2 separate regions of the Homo sapiens genome follow, and region 1 is linked to region 2. Evidence: read pairs that join two places in POLR2A ChIA-PET (ENCODE). Cell type or tissue: A673. All regions are shown on one strand.

Region 1 (8,000 bases), 110 kb before region 2:
CCCAGCTGCTTGGGAGGCTGAAGTGAAAGGATGGCTTGAGCCCGGGAGGTTGAGGCTACAGGGAGTTATGATTGTGCCACTGCACTCCAGCCTGGGTGACAGAGCGAGACCCTGTCTCAATCAATCAATCAGTCCATCCATCAATCAAACAAACATACCTGCCCTGCTTCCCCACTTTTTCTCAGCCCTCCCTCCATGCAGCCAGGTGTCACTGTCCCCATTTCACAGAAGAGTAAATAGAGCCAGAGGGGTTAAGGCCCAGCCTGATGAGTCCCATCAGTTCTCTCAGCCCCTCAACCTCCACCTGCCTCCGTCCTGACGCGAGAGCACCGAGGTGGGGTCAGTGCTGAGCTAGTCAGTGGCCACTCCCGTGAGGCACTCAGAAATGAGGTGGGAACAAGATCAGATGTGGTGGTTCACGCCTGTAATCCCAGTACTTTGGGAGGCCGAGGCGGGTGGATCACCTGAGGTCAGGAGTTCGAGACCGGCCTGGCCAACATAGTGAAACCTGTCTCTACTAAAAATACAAAAATTAGCTGGGCATGGTGGCATGCACCTGTAATCCCAGCTACTCGGGAGGCTGAGGCAGGAGAATTGCTTGAACCCAGGAGGTGGAGGTTGCAGTGAGCCAAGATCACACCACTGCACTCCAGCCTAGGTGACAGTGCGAGACTCTCTCAAAAAATAAAAAAATAAAAATAAAAGAGGTGGGAACAAGCCCTGAGCCCCAGGCTGAGAGACCTCAGTCCCTGCCCCAGGGTGGCCACCCCGGATATCCTTGCCTTGGCTGCAGAGAGAGACCTGGCCTTGCCAGCAGCGTGGGCTGACCCTGGCCAACTGGCGGTATGAGGCAGACAGTAATAATTGTGCGCAGCATGCTGGGAAGTCAGAAGTATGATTACCCCTGCCCCACGATGGGGGTGGCTTTTGTACAGCTGGTCCTGGGACAGTGGAGTGGGGCTTGTAACTGTGGCTGAGGCCTAAGGCAGGACCCAAGCCAAGTGGCAACATGACTGTCCCCTTGTGCCTGCTGGGCCCAGGTCTGGGGACTGGAAGGAGGCAGACCGAGGTCCAATGGCAAGACCGACAGGGAGGCCAAGTGCAGTGGCTCACACCTACAATCCCAGTGCTTTGGAAGGCTGAGGCAGGAGGATCGCTTGAGGCCAGGAGTTCAAGACCAGCCTGGGTAACACAGTGAGACCCCCGTCTCTACAAAAATAAAAATTAAATTTAAAAACTGTTTTAAAAAAAGACTCACAGGAGATTCCTAAGAGATCTGATCCGTGCCACCTCGGGACTGGGGTTTAGTGGTGCCCAGGGCTGGGACACAGTAGGCAGGTCTCCCCTTATAGGGCCCACTCTGGAAAGGGAGCTTGGGACCTCTGGGCTCCACCTGAATTAAAACCACTGGAGCCAGGCATGGTTGTGGAAACCTATAATTCCAGCTACTCGGGATGCTGAGTTGGGAGGATCGCTTGAGCCCAGGTGTTTAAGGCTGCAGTGAGCTGTGATTGCACCCCTGCACTCCAGCCTGGGTGACACAGCAAGACCTCAACTCTACAGATGTGTGTATGTGTTTGTGTGTGTGTGTGTAAACCACAGGGCCAGGAGAGTAGAGAATGCACTTTCCAGGCAGCTGTCCTAGGGGCCTAGGGGACCCAGAGGGCCCAGACAGAGCGGCCGGCCCCAGGCTCGCTTGCCTCCCCAGCCACAGGGAGGGGGCAGGCAGATAGGTGAGGGAGGAAGTCCCTGGCCCAGAGGCTGAGACTTGGCCTTGACACCAGTGTATCAGGCAAGGTTCCTCTCTCTGTGCCGGGCCCCCAGTGGTCCTCCAGATCTTACTGTGGCTGGGAGCGGAACAGCCAGGCCTGTTCTTGTCCCTGCCCAGAGGCCCCCAGGGAGAGGGGGAGGGGCAGGGCCCTGGCGCTGTACCCTGGGCACCTGCGTGTGTACAGGTGGGTCCTGTACATACGTCCACTTATGTGTGCACAACCCCGCACAGGCCAAGGACAGCGATGATGATGATGATGTCGCTGTCACCGTGGACCGAGACCGCTTCATGGATGAGTTCTTTGAGCAGGTGGGAGCCAGCACACCCCACCCTTCCCGCACACTGGCAGAACTTGGGGGGCCACTCTCGCCTCTGAGCCAGGTTCAGTGCTCTTTCACACCTGCACCTGGCTCAGCAGCTCCGGGGTGCCAACGAATGAACCGTTTTGAGGGTGAATAGATGGAAGCTCAGAGCGGAGCTAAATCTGGGATCACACTCCTCCCCATCTGGGTCTGGAAGGATGCACCCCCACTGCACCCCAGCACCCGGAGCCTGGCCCGTCCTCCCCCTGAGCCCTGACCGCAGCCCTACTCTGGGCCATCTCTGGGCCCCAGAAGGCTTCTCCCCTGATTTCCTTCTCCTGACCACCTGGCCTTGGTCCGCAGGTGGAGGAGATTCGAGGCTTCATTGACAAGATCGCAGAGAACGTGGAGGAGGTGAAGCGGAAGCACAGTGCCATCCTGGCATCCCCCAACCCCGATGAGAGTGAGTGTGTGGGGCGGGGGACGGGTTTCAGGCCCCACAAGCCTCGGGAAGGGGCTGCTGCCAGGGAGGCCTCACGGGACCTCTGCAGCCTTCATGGCTGGTGGGCTTAGGAGTGTCTGGGCGGGCCAGGGTCGGGAGGGTTTCACGAGAAGCCTTGGGAAATGCAGCTGTCCCCGGCTTGGAACTGGGGGGTCAGTACCCAGCATCCCAGGCCGGCCAGACCAGGTCTCCATGAAAGACTTGGGTGATGGGAGAGGCGATCGGCCCCGCCCTTCCCAGGTGAACTGGCCTTTTTTTTCTTTTTTTCTTTTTTTTTTTTTTTTTTTGAGATGGAGTCTTGCTCTGTCGCCAGGCTGGAGTGCAGTGGCACAATCTCAGCTCACTGCCACCTCTGCCTTCCGGGTTCAAGCGATTCCCCTGCCTCAGCCTCCCAAGTAGCTGGGATTACAGGCACGCGCCACCATGCCCGGCTAATTTTTTGTATTTTAGTAGAGACGGGGTTTCACCATGTTGGCCAAGACAGTCTTGATCTCCTGACCTCGTGATCCACCTGCTTCAGCCTCCCAAAGTGCTGGGATTACAGGCATGAGCCACCGCGCCCAGCCGAACTGGCTTTTTTCCTTTTTTCTTTTCTTTTTTCTTTTTTTTTTTTTCAAGACGGAGTCTTGCTCTGTCACCCAGGCTGCAGTGCAGTGGTGCCATCTCGGCTCACTGCAACCTCCGCCTCCCAGGTTCAAGCAATTCTCCTACGTCAGCCTCCCAAGTAGCTGGGATTACAGGCATGCGCCACCACGCCCGGCTAATTTTTGGTATTTTTAGTAAAGATGGGGTTTCTCCATATTGGTCAGGCTGGTCTCGAACTCCCGACCTCAGGTGATCCGCCCGCCTCGGCCTCCCAAAGTGCTGGGATTACAGGCATGAGCCCCCACGCCCAGCCCCAAGAAGGTATTTTTTTTCATTTCGAACTGGCTTTTTTCTAAGGCAACTGGGCTGGCTGCAGCCCTGGGCTTCTGGGAGCGAGGGAAGGAAGGAGGGAAGGAGGAAGCTGTCTGTGATCAATAGGAAGGCCTCTCGGTCCAGCCCCGCCCCTCCCCTCGCCTCCCAGGGGAGCAGATGGCAGCTCTAAGTCGTCAGCGCTGTGGGAGGGCAAGCTGGCCAAGCAGGCAGAGCTTCCGGAAGGAGCTGGCAGCCCTGGCACCTGGCCATGTGGCACCCCGGGGCGGGCATTCTCAGGGCTCCAGGAAGTCACCCCTCTCCCTCCACACTGGGAGCCTGTGTGTCAGGCTCGCACTCTGTCCCCAGACAGGTCCCCCTGACCCGGTCCTCATGTTCCTGTTGAGATGTTGTTTACTACACTGAGAGATGCCAGGCTGATGGCATAGGTGCCCTTCCCTGGAGGGGGGCTCACCATGAGCCCCAGGGATGCAGCCATCAGGTGTTTGAGGGAGGCAAGCGCTGGCCACCCAGGTGCCCGGGGTCAGATTTTCTTCTCACCTCCAGCACGGCCTCCTGGTCTATGACCCCTCACCCCCAAGCCCACTGGCATCTTCAAGAACCCAGAGTAAATCTTTTCACAGCCCCAAAGTGTGCATGAACCCAGGTCAGTGCCACACCAACTAAGCCAGTGCCCCGCCCTCAGAAGGCAAAATGGGTCAGGTGGGAGCAGGGTGGACTGCCTCAGGAAGGGCAGGAGGGAGAGAGGGACGCCCAGGGCTCACCACGCTGAGCTCCTTGCCTGAGAGATTTGTTGGATGGCAGCATGAGACGGATGTCTGTGCGCCCAGAGGTATCTGGGTCACTGTGTGTCCCTCTGTGGGCTGTTCCTGCTCAGGGTCAGGAGGTGGCTGATTGTGGGGTGGGGACGGAGGGCTCTAAAGAGCAGGGGAGTGGGTCTCTCACTGCTGGCAGGTGGGGCGGGCATGGGGCAGCAGAGCTGTCTGCTCCACACCTTGGGCTCCTGCAGGCCACCTCCTGCACCGTCTCCTGCTGCGGTGTCATGCACAGTCATAGGGACCGGTTCTGAGTCACCACCCGTGAGCTGAGCAGTTGAGACCTGGCGGAGTCCCAGGCTCTCGCTAAGAGGAGGGGGCTCATGTTGGGGGTTCTAGGGCACAGGCGGCACAGAGTTAAGGAGAAGTCTCAAGGAAAGATGGCAATGAGTGGGGGGCTCTCCCGGGCAAGGCAGGCTCTGCCTCCTCTGGGGGCTGCCATCCGGCCTGGGCTATTTTGGGTCTGAGCAAAAGAGGCTGAGACGTCAGAGCAGCTGGTAACCGACTTTTCCTTTGTTCCTACGGATGAGGCGCCCTCCTCCGCGCCTCGGAACCCCCCCTTCCCCGCTCCACCTCACTGCATTCCACTTGGGAGGTGACCCCATCCGGGGCCTTCCTGATAGACCACTCTCAACACCCCTCCCTGTCCCCTCTAGGACAAACCCCAGCCCCAGGGGCAAGCAGAGGGGCAGGTGGGAAGGTGATAGCCAGAGCTCAGTCCCGGCTTCTCTCGGGGCAGAGTCCTGGGGGTGTCCTGAGACTGGGGTGTTGCCAGGAGCACCCCCAAGGGAGGCAGCTGTCTTGTCCCACTTTTCCATCCAGCTTCTCTCAGGCAGGGGGGCAAGCTGGGCACCCCCATGGCCTCTGCCAGCTTTAGGGAGATGGTTCTAGTTGGAACAAGGGCCACAAAACACTATGTCACCACCCTCGTCCAATTTCACCAGGGCCCCAGCTACCTGCCACGGCCAGGGCCAACTGTGCCCACCTCTTTGGACCTGAGGGCCCACATCAGCGCCCACCCAGGCCATCCACCCCTTGCCCTCTTCCGCCCGCCAGGTACTTAGCACCCAGGGAGGCGTAGCTTTGTGGGAACAGCAAGGTCTGCCCCACCCAGAGTGTTTGCGCATATGACTCAGGGAGTGTGGGGTGGTCCCCTGTCAACCCCCTGCCTGGCTGCGTACCCTCCTGAGCCACCAGGTAACACCAGGTGAGCCCACACCGCCCCCCCACCCCTTCAACTCCAGCAAGCATCAAGTCACTGTTCCCGGCGCCAACTCCAGCATCGCCAGCTGCTCCACAATTACTTCTGCCTTAAATTTAGACCCATCTGTTATCTCCAGGGGGTGGGGGCGCCAGCAAAGGAGGAAGGGAGGCTCCTCCGAAGACAGCACAAGAGGGGGTGAAGCTGCAGCTGGTGCAGCCCTGGCCCAGAATTGGGGGAGGGGGGCGGGCAGGCAGAGCCTTAGCCAGGGGAACAGGGGAGAACAGGGATCTTCCCAGAGCCTCCCACTGGGCCCCCTGGGCTGGAGGCTGAGCCTGCACATCAGTCCCCGCGGAGCCTAGGAGGCCTACCCCCACCCTTTCTACCTCCCCAGAGACGAAGGAGGAGCTGGAAGAACTCATGTCCGACATAAAGAAGACAGCAAACAAAGTTCGTTCCAAGTTAAAGAGTGAGTCAGGCTTGTCTGGGGGTGGGTGGGGGGCATTCTAGGCCTGCTTCCTCTGCGGAGCCCATGGGGTTTTGCTCGCCCTGAGGGGGTGCGCCGGATCTTGCTTTCCTTTCTGAGGGTGGCGTCATGTGCCCATTCACTCAGCAGCTACTTGGCAAGGCCCGTTGGTGCCAGACTCTGGGCTGGGCCCAGGGACACACCCACCTAAGGCTTTGGCGAGGGAGGGCTCCACTCTGGATGGGCACTGCCCCTCACCTCTGCTAAAGAGGGTTGAAGAAGTGGCCAGTACTTCCTGGTCTCTTGCAGAAGCCCGGTATTCTGGGTGAACAGACACGTGCACCCCATGAGTGCCAAGGCCTCGGGGCCACATGCCCTGCAGGAGGGGCCACCTGGCTCTCCCCGCTGTGGGCATGGTCCCTCGTACACAGCCTTTCTGAGCAGAAAAGGAGTGGTACCCAGGCATAGGGTGGCCGGAGCTACCAGACCTCACACACACGCAGAGCTTGGAGTGGGTGTGCATTTACACACATGCACACACCACACAGCGTCACAGCTGGAAGGGCTTCTGTAGGCCCCTCCTCCATCGGTGCCTGGCACTGATCCCACCAGCCACAGGCCACACACATACCCTAGGGGATGTGGGAAGGTGGATAGATGCTGGGTGTGCGGGTAGGGGACGGGGTTGAAGGGGCCTGGTTATGACTTAGCAGCCACCTGTGCCCCCAGGCATCGAGCAGTCCATCGAGCAAGAGGAAGGCCTGAACCGCTCCTCCGCTGACCTGAGGATCCGGAAGACACAGGTGCGGCCACGGAGTCTAGGATGGGCGGGCACCTGAGTCTCTGGGTCGGTCCCCGCAGGGCCTGACCCCTGCACCTCCATCTCGGGCCCCCAGCACTCCACGCTGTCCAGAAAGTTTGTGGAGGTCATGTCGGAGTACAACGCCACGCAGTCCGACTACCGCGAGCGCTGCAAAGGCCGCATCCAGAGGCAGCTGGAGATCAGTGAGCTGGGGGTGGGGCCTGGGGCGGGGCCTGGAGCCTGGAGGGGCGGGGCCCGAGTCTGCTGCTGAGTGCGTGGCTCAAGGCTGCTGCTTAGTTAGGGGCCCGAGGCGGGTGGCCCGAGGCAGCTGCTGAGTTTGGGGCTGGAGGGGCGGGGGCCTGAGGCGGCTGCTGTGTTAAGGGCCGGGGGGGCGGGGCCTGAGGCTGCCGCTGAGCTCGGGGCTGGGGGGAGCCCGGGCCTGGGACGGAGGGGGCGGGGCCCAATGCTGCTGCTGAACTCCCCGAAGAGGGCTGGGCTCAGTGTGACCCCACTCGCTTGCAGCCGGCAGGACCACGACCAGTGAGGAGCTGGAGGACATGCTGGAGAGTGGGAACCCCGCCATCTTTGCCTCTGGGGTGAGTGTAGGCCCCATCCCTCCTGCCATGACCCCCTCACCATGTTCCCTACGTCCATGACCCCTAGTGCTGGGTCTGGACAGTATTTGGACACAGACCCCTTGTAAGGCAGGTTTTAGGGAAGGAAGAGTCCCAGAGAGGGGAAAACACCAGGCTGAGGTCACATAAATGTCAGCGGCAAAGGTGGACTCAAGACCCCTGTCTCCTGATGCCTCCCAGTTGGACTCACTTTCGCCGGCGGCCAGCGGCTCCTCCTCTTATCCGTGGGCCCTTTTCCTCTCCTGGAGGACATTTGGCCATTTCTGTGTTCACGTGAAGCCGGGCAGGGGTGCTCCCTGAAGGATGTGGCACACAGGTGTTCGAGGCAGGCTTGGGGCTGTGAGTTCCAGGAGAGAGGGGAGGAGCAGTCACATTCAATGTGGGGGAAGGGACGGGAGAAAGGCAGTTCCAGGCTTGGGTCCACGGGGCAGTCAACTTCGGCTCTGCAAAATGCTGGTGATAAGGACTGTCACTGAGCACTCGCTCTGTGGCCAGCACAGGTGGAAAGTGTCACTAGCCCCACGTTACAGGTAGGAGATTGGCTTGCAGAGAAATTAGGTAACAGCTAGCATGTGGCAGAGCCAGGTAGCA
Region 2 (8,000 bases):
CCAAACTCCTGAGCTCAAGCCATCCTCTTGCCTTGGCCTCCCAAAGTGCTGGGATTACAGGCATGAGCCACCATGCCTGGCAGGTCTGGGTGGTTTCTGAGGGTTCTTCCTGGTCTCCTTTTGTCCAGCTGGTGTGGCCTCCAATGGGGGCAGGGCCCAAGAGAGTACCTGGCCAGGGAACCAGGGGCTCCCAAGAAAGCAGTGAAGGCTGGGACTCTCTCAGGGGAGAGAAGAACTTTGAATTATTTGGGTCTATTTATTTTTCACACAATGCATTTTAAAACTATTTGCTAGGCTGGGCATGGTGGCTCACACCTGTAATCCCAGCACTTTTGGGAGGCCGAGTCAGGCAGATCACCTGACGTCAGGAGTTCGAGACCAACCTGACCAATATGGTGAAACCCCATCTCTACTAGAAGTACCAAAATTAGCTGGGCGTGGTGGCAGGCACCTGTGATCCCAGCTACTCAGGAGGCTGAGGTGGGAGAATTGCTTGAACCTGAGAGGCAGAGGTTGCAGTGAGCCGAGATCGCGCCACTGCACTCCAGCCTGGGTGACAGAGCAAGACTCTGTCTCAAAAAAATTAAAATAAAAAATAAAACTATTTACTAGAGAACATTTCAAACATGCACACACTAGTAGAGAAAGAGTAGCTCAGCAAAAACCTCCCAAGTCACCATCACTGATGTCACCGACTTATCAACTCTTGGCCAGTCTTTTATCCGAGAACATTCCTTCTCTTCTGTTATGTTTCTATTTTATTTTATTTTAATTTAATTTATTTTTGAGACAGGGTCTCATTCTGTTGCCCAGGCTGGAGTACAGTGGCACAATCACAGCTCACTGCAGCCTCAACCTCCCAGGCTCAAGTGATCCTCCCACCTCAGCCTCCCGAGTAGCTGGGACCACAGGCACGCACCATTATGCCTGGCTAATTTTTTTTATGTTTTGAAGAGACAGGGCCTCCCTGTATTGCCCAGGCTGGTCTAGAACTCCTGGGCTCAAGAGATCCTCCCACCTCAGCCTCCCAAAGTGCTGGGATTACAGGTGTGTGCCACCGTGCCCAGTGCGTTATTTTAAAGAAAATCCCAGGCATGCATCATATCTTGTAAAGCTTTTTTTTTTTTTTTTTTTTTTTTTTTTGAGACGGAGTCTCACTCTGTCACCCAGGTTGGAATGCAGTGAGTCCATCTCAGCTCACTGCAGCTTCCGCCTCCCAGGTTCAAGCGATTCTTGTGCCTCAGCCTCCTGAGTAGCTGGGATTACAGGCATGTGCCACCACACCCAGCTACTTTTTGTATTTTTAGTAGAGACGGGGTTTTGCCATGTTGGCCAGGCTGGTTTTGAACTCCTGACCTCAAGCGATCCTCCCACCTCGGACTCCCAAAGTGCTGGGATTACGGGTGTGAGCTACCGCGTCTGGCCTAAAGCAATTTTTGTAAGTCATGAGTGTCCCTGCCTCCCTCTCCTGACCACAGGGCCACCAAGTTACTGATTCCTCAGTGTCCTCCCAGAGATGCTCCTGTCAGTAGAAGCACATGTGGACAAATGTCTCTGTTTTCACAATTGACTTTCCAAGTGGCCTTCCTCACTTCGCTGTAGGTCTTGCAGGTTATTCCCGATAGCCACACATTTAGGGACCCCCGGAGCTATGTGCGGGCCAGGTAGATATCCAGGCTCAGCCCGTCTCATCGAAGCCCCTGGGGACAGAAAGAGGGTCCCTGGGATAAAGCTTAGTCTTAGTGACCTCCTAATTCCTTCCCCACGGGGTCCTGGGCCTGTCAATCAAGAGGTGGAGGCCTATGGGGCGGGAACTAGGGAATGAGGAACCACCCCCACCCCTGTTCCAGTCCCGGGAGGGGGTGGGGGCTGCCCAGGGGCAGAAGTGTGCATGGCAGTGCCCTGGGAGCAGGCCAGCCTGGGAGGGCAGCGGCCCTGTCTGGGCACACAGCGCCCGGCCACAGGTAGGAGCCCAGCCACCCCCACCTGGGGTCTGGGCAAGACCAGCAGGGACTGGGGCTAGGAGGCGATGTCTGGCAAGCCCGGGTGGCTGCTGGCGCATGGGGGAAAAAGTGTGGGCCACACAGAGGAGGTGGCTCGTGTGGCCCTCTCTTATCAAACATTCCGTGTACCCAGAGGGCAGAGCGCACTGGTACCACCAAGACGGCAGCTCTCGTTGCCCCCAAGAGCCTCCCACTGGGGAGGTCTGGCTGGAAACCCAGGGAGGGGACCAGAACTCTATGGAGGCAGGAGGCTTAGTGAGGGGTGCTCAGGGAGGCAGCCAGAGGCAGAGGAGCTCAGGGAGGGGATGACAGGTCAGGTCCGTGGAGGGGACAGAGGCTAGGGAGGGACTTGGGCCCTGGTGAGCAGCTCGGGCTGGGAAGCAACTTCTCTCAAGGCAGGGTGGGGACAGGCCTGGGCAACGATGGTAAGCGGGTGGCTGGTGACTCAGGGATGAGAGGGCCTTGCGGCCCCATGACCCCTGCCCGGGACCCAGGGAGTGGGCAGCAGCTGTGAGCAGGGAGGAGCCCTAGGCCCTCAGCGGCCTGGGGCCAGGCACAGCATGAGGCTGATTCTAGAGCCAGGGCCTCGGGGACCTAGTGACAGGAACTGTGGACCCTGGGAGATGGGGGAGCAGCAGTGACCACTCGCCATCTCCCACCTGGTCCCCCTTTTTTTGAGATGGAATCTTGCTCTGTTGCCCAGGCTGGAGTGCAGTGGCATCATCTTGGCTCACTGCAACCCCCACCTCCCGGGTTCAAGCAATTCTCCTGTCTCAGCCTCCAGAATAGCTGGGACTACAGGCGCCCGCCACCACGCCTGACTAATTTTTGTATTTTTTTTTTTTTTAGTAGAAACGGGGTTTCCCCTCATTGGCCAGGCTGGTCTCGAACTCCTGACCTCAGGTGATCCGTCCACCTCAGCCTCTCAAAGTGCTGGGATTACAGGCGTGAGCCACCGCGCCTGGCCTGGTCCCCCTTTTAAAGAAAGGCAGCAGGGGGGCCTGTAATCCCAGCTACTCAGGAGGCTGAGGCAAGGAGAATTGTTTGAACCTGGGAGGCTGCAGTGAGCCGAGATCGTGCCACTGTACCCCAGCCTGGGCTACAGAGCGAGACTCCATCTCAAAAAAAAAAAAAGAAAGAAAGAGAGAAAGAGAGAGAGAGAGATGAAAGAAAGAGAGAGAGGGAAAGAAAGGAAGGAAGGAAGGAAGGAAGGAAGGAAGGAAGGCAGGCAGGCAGGCAGGCAGGCAGGCAGGCAGGAAGGCAGGCAGGCAGGCAGGCAGGCAGGTGGACAGCAAGAAGACACCGTTTTGCCATGAGGTTAGACACGCGGACAGGCACAGAGCAGACGCACGTGCACCATGCTATCATGGCAGGACAGGTTCACATGGCCTCAGACGGAGCGACAGACACCCAGAGGGTAGGCAGAGGCTGCGTGCAGACCCCATGCTGAGACTCCAGGGTTCAGCGACTGCAACACACAGGCTCTGCACCCTCCTGCAAAGCAAAGCCACTGACGACACACAGGGCCGGGCGCGGTGACTCACTCCTGTCATCCCAGCACTTTAGGAGGCCAAAGCAGGAGGATCGCTTGAGCTCAGGAGTTTGAGACCAGCCCGGGCAACATGGCAAAACCCCATTTTTGCTAAAAAATACAAAAATTAGCTGAGTGTGGTGGTGCATGCCTGTAATCCCAGCTACTCGGGAAGCCGAGGCATGAGAATCGTTTGAACCCAGGAGGTGGAGGTTGCAGTGAGCCGAGATGGTGCCACCGCATTCCAACCTGGGTGACAGCAAGGCACGGTGGCTAACTTCCTCCCCTCGCCCTGCACCCCTTTCCCACCCTGGCATTCTCTCTGGGCACCTCCTTTCTGTACCAGCAGATCAGGGAAAGGGAGCCACCAGGGGATGGGAAGGGGGACTTCCTGAGCTAAGCCTGGTGCTGTGCAGGGGAGGGGACTGCTTCCTGGGGTTCCTGTTCACACCCACAGTCCCCTGCTGTCTCCCACGCAAGCTCATTATAATCCCAGCACTTTAGGAGGCTGAGGCAGGAGGATGGCTTGAGGCCAGAAGTTTGAGACCAGCCTGGGCAACATAGCACGATTCTATCTCTGGGGGATGGGGTTGGGGGTGAAGACACAAACACACACACACACACACACACACACACACACACACACACTTGACCCTGCAGTGGGTTCTGGGTTTGGGGTGACCTTATCTAACTGACTCCTGGTCTCCTTGGAGGTGGCTCCTGGGAGGCAGACTTGAGCAGCTCTCCTGGCAGGGGGGTGGGAGGGAAAAAACTGGGAGCTGGGGCCCACCCAGGTCTGTGGGGAGTTGTCACGGTGGGGTCGGAACTGCCCAGACTAAGAGGCCTCAGGAGCTGGCACGGATCACAGGCTGGTCAGGGTCAGAGAAAGGTGCCCGGAAGGGAGCGGGTGGGCGGGCGGCGCCCAGGCCCGGGATGTGGTCAGGCCGTGGCCAGCTGCTTCCCAAAACCAGAATAGCCCAGGACTTACACAACCCGCACCCCAAACAATCCGCTACTGCCTCCCCCAGCTCTCGCAGGCTTCCCAGACCCCTTGCCCCACCCCACTCAGAGCCCACCCTTAGGCCCCTCTCGCCCCCACCCCACTCAGAGCCCACCCTTAGGGCCCCTCTCGCCCCCACCCCTTTCGGAGCCCAGCCTTAGGCCCCTCTCGCCCCCACCCCACTCGGAGCCCACCCTTAGGCCCCCTCTCATCCCCACCCTACTTGGAGCCCACCCTTAGCCCCTCTTGCCCCCACCCCACTTGGAGCCCAGTCTTAGGTCCCCCTTCACCCCCCCCCCACTTGGAGCCCACCCGTATCCCCCTCTTGCCCACACCCCACTCAGAACCCACCCTTAGGCCCCTCTCGCCCCCACCCCACTCAGAGCCCACCCTTAGCCCCTCTTGCCCACACCCCACTTGGAGCCCAGCCTTAGGCACCCCCCTCACCCCCATCCCACTCAGAGCCCACCCATATCTCCCTCTTGCCCACACACCACTCAGAGCCCACCCTTAGGCCCCTCTCGCCCCCACCCCACTCGGAGCCCAGCCTTAGGCCCCTCTCGCCCCATTACACTCTTCACCCCACTCCTAGGCTCCACCTGTTGACCTTCCAACAAACCAAGCTTGTCCCGGACCCAGTGACCTCACGTTCCCCCTCATCTCCAACTCACCCTCTTGAACTTCTGCCACCCTGGGGCCCCTCCCATGCCAGGCCTCCTCCCCTAGCACCGTACCCCTTTTCCACCCTGGCACTCGCTCTGGGCACCCCCTTTCTGCACCTCCAGCAGATCAGGGAAGGGGAGCCACCAGGGGGTGGGGAGGGGGACTTCCTGAGCTAAGCCTGGGGCTGGGGAGGGGAGGGGGCTCCTTCCTGGGGTCCCTGTTCACATCCACAGTCCCCTGCTCTCTCCCACGCAAGCTCATTCCACCCAAGACGGTTGCTGCTTCCCCTAATCGAGACAGAAACCCTCCCAGTTTCACAATCTTCTGTGGAAGGGACCCCCACCCTCTGCCCGCCAGTCCCCATGTCCCCACCCGCCAAGGCTGGGGACAGGCCACTCTCCTCTCAGCTGTTTCCCAGCCATAGCCCTGGCCCTAACTGCTGTTGCCCTGTGTGTCTGAATTACAGATTTCTTTACCAACTCCCGCCTCCCACAGCCGCCCATGCCTTCAAACTTCCCAGAGCCCCCCAGCTTCAGCCCCGTGGTTGACTCCCTCTTCAGCAGTGGGACCCTGGGCCCAGAGGTGCCCCCGGCTTCCTCGGCCATGACCCACCTCTCTGGACACAGCCGTCTGCAGGTGAGCTCACCCCACCCCGTCCAGCCCTGTGTAGCTCACTTGAGAGCTGTTCCTGCCCTGTTCATGTCCAGGAGGTATCAGACACTCCCTGAGTGCCCAGTCTTCTGCTTGGAGATTGGAGGGAAAGAAAGACCCCATCTCTGCCCTCTGGGAGGGACCCCGTGAAGCAGAACTGGACAAAACGGTTGTGGGAGAAAGCTAAGGGCATGGAGACCATGGAATGGGCTCCACCAAGGGCCAGTTGCTTGTGGAAGGCTTCCTGGAGAAGGGGAGTTTCTGGGCCTTAGAGAATAGGTCAGCTTTGGACAGAAGGGACTGGCTGACCTCAAGCCAGATGGGAGAACAGCAGGAACAAAAGCTTCGAGGCAGAAAGCTGAGCGTGGATGTTTAGGAAACAGTGAATCTACCATTTTGGTTCATCAATTCCCCATATGCAATTCTTTTTTTTTTTTTTCTTTGAGACAGAGTCTCACTCTGTCGCCTAGGCTCGAGTGCAGTGGCATGATCTCGGCTCACTGTAACCTCCGCCTCCCGTGTTCAAGCGATTTCCGGCTTATTTTTGTATTTTTAGTAGAGACAGGGTTTCACCATGTTGCCCAGGCTGGTCTCAAACTCCTGACCTCAGTAGTCCGCCCGCCTCGGCCTCCCAAGGTGGTGGGATTACAGGTGTGAGCCACCACACCTGGCCCCCAGGTGCAGTTCAGAAGTTGCTTCCTGCTGCTTGGTTATAGGCCTTTTCCCTCCATCATCAGACTTTTCAGGTGCTAATTCTAATCGGTTGCTGAGGGGTGTCTCTCCTCCATCAGACAGTGAGCTCCTTACTGAAAGGGTTATGTTTTGCTCACCACTGCATTCTCTATACCTAATACAGCTCAGGCACATAACAGCACTCAGTGAATGGTTGTCCAATGAGTGAGTCAGTGACTGAATGAATGAGCAAGTGTGCAGATGAATGGGCGTGCTGGTGAATGGATAGATGCATCTTAGACTGCGGTGGAGGCACACGTGGGTTGGTGGATATATGGGTAGGTGAGTGGTTGGGTGGATGGGTGGGCTGGTGGATGGATACATAGATGAATAGTTTAATGGATTAGTGAATGGGTTCATTGGTGGTTAAGTGGCTGGAAATGTATAGATGGTGGATGGATGGAAGGATTATGGATGGGTTGGTGGATGAATGATGGAAGTATAGATGGTTGGATGGATTAGTTAATATGTTAATATCTGGTAGGCTGGTGGAGAGAGTGGTAGATGAGCTGGTTCATAGATTGATAAATAGGTAGGTGAATGGATGGAAGACGGATGGATGGAGAGATTGGTGGATGAAGTAGTAGATGGACAATTGATGAATGGATGGGTGGGTTGGTTAGTGGATGGATTGGTGAAGTTAGTGGATGGATGATGAAGGAATGGTAGGTTGGTTGGTGGATGGATCAGTGGACAAGTTAGTGGATGGATGGATGATGAATGGATGGGTGAGTTGGTTGGTGGATGGATTGGTGGACAAGTTAGTGGATGGATGGATGAATAAGTTATTTGGGAGACAAATGGACGGGCAGGAAGATTGATGCTCCGCTGTTCCTGCTTTTTGCATAAATGTACTCGACTCCCTCCTCTCATTGTAATTTCCCTGCTGCATGTATATGTTCGCACACCTGTGTGTGTTGGAAGGCAGGGCTCATTTCTCCTATCTCTCCCCAGGGCCCCAGTCTAGAGTTTGGCCAGGGCAAGGCAGGGCAGGGGAGGCCCAGATGGCTGCCAGGGGCAGCTCTCTCCCCTGCTCTCTGAGTGTCTGTCTGTCCCCCCAACCAGGCTCGGAACAGCTGCCCTGGCCCCTTGGACTCCAGCGCCTTCCTGAGTTCTGATTTCCTCCTTCCTGAAGACCCCAAGCCCCGGCTCCCACCCCCTCCTGTACCCCCACCTCTGCTGCATTACCCTCCCCCTGCCAAGGTGCCAGGCCTGGAGCCCTGCCCCCCACCTCCCTTCCCTCCCATGGCACCACCCACTGCTTTGCTGCAGGAAGAGCCTCTCTTCTCTCCCAGGTTTCCCTTCCCCACCGTCCCTCCTGCCCCAGGAGTGTCTCCGCTGCCTGCTCCTGCAGCCTTCCCACCCACCCCACAGTCTGTCCCCAGCCCAGCCCCCACCCCCTTCCCCATAGAGCTTCTAC

What was found. Peaks named below come from ENCODE experiments on the same cell type or tissue, not always from the same donor. Only the 100,000 strongest peaks of a DNase experiment are listed, where the experiment ranks them.
Region 1: POLR2A ChIA-PET joins it to region 2 with 18 read pairs; 14 of 35 experiments call an interaction of 5 or more read pairs at or near these places.

What each region holds. Positions count from the first base shown.
Region 1 is chr7:73,703,125-73,711,124 of GRCh38, reverse strand. It overlaps STX1A (syntaxin 1A), which reads left to right. Exons shown (of 10, transcript NM_004603.4): 2 at 2,003-2,080; 3 at 2,437-2,536; 4 at 5,901-5,975; 5 at 6,702-6,775; 6 at 6,869-6,977; 7 at 7,297-7,370. LOC105375350 (a long non-coding RNA gene) reads right to left here. Exons shown (of 2, transcript XR_927656.3): 1 at 7,600-8,000; 2 at 5,937-6,293. Among named protein-coding and RNA genes, the nearest start is that of MIR4284, 4.2 kb to the left of the region's middle. RefSeq lists an enhancer at 3,226-3,978 and silencers at 3,825-4,034, 7,154-7,283. In A673, no CTCF peak of the experiment used is centred here; DNase peaks (open chromatin) are centred at 3,644, 5,934, 6,534, 7,034 and 2 weaker places; H3K4me3 peaks cover 1,708 bases; H3K27ac peaks cover 6,997 bases.
Region 2 is chr7:73,597,359-73,605,358 of GRCh38, reverse strand. MLXIPL (MLX interacting protein like) reads left to right here. Exons shown (of 17, transcript NM_032951.3): 8 at 5,664-5,833; 9 at 7,646-8,000. Among named protein-coding and RNA genes, the nearest start is that of TBL2, 23 kb to the right of the region's middle. RefSeq lists silencers at 2,206-2,500, 3,226-3,520 and enhancers at 2,206-2,500, 1,993-2,529. In A673, no CTCF peak of the experiment used is centred here; DNase peaks (open chromatin) are centred at 3,048, 3,428 and 3,938.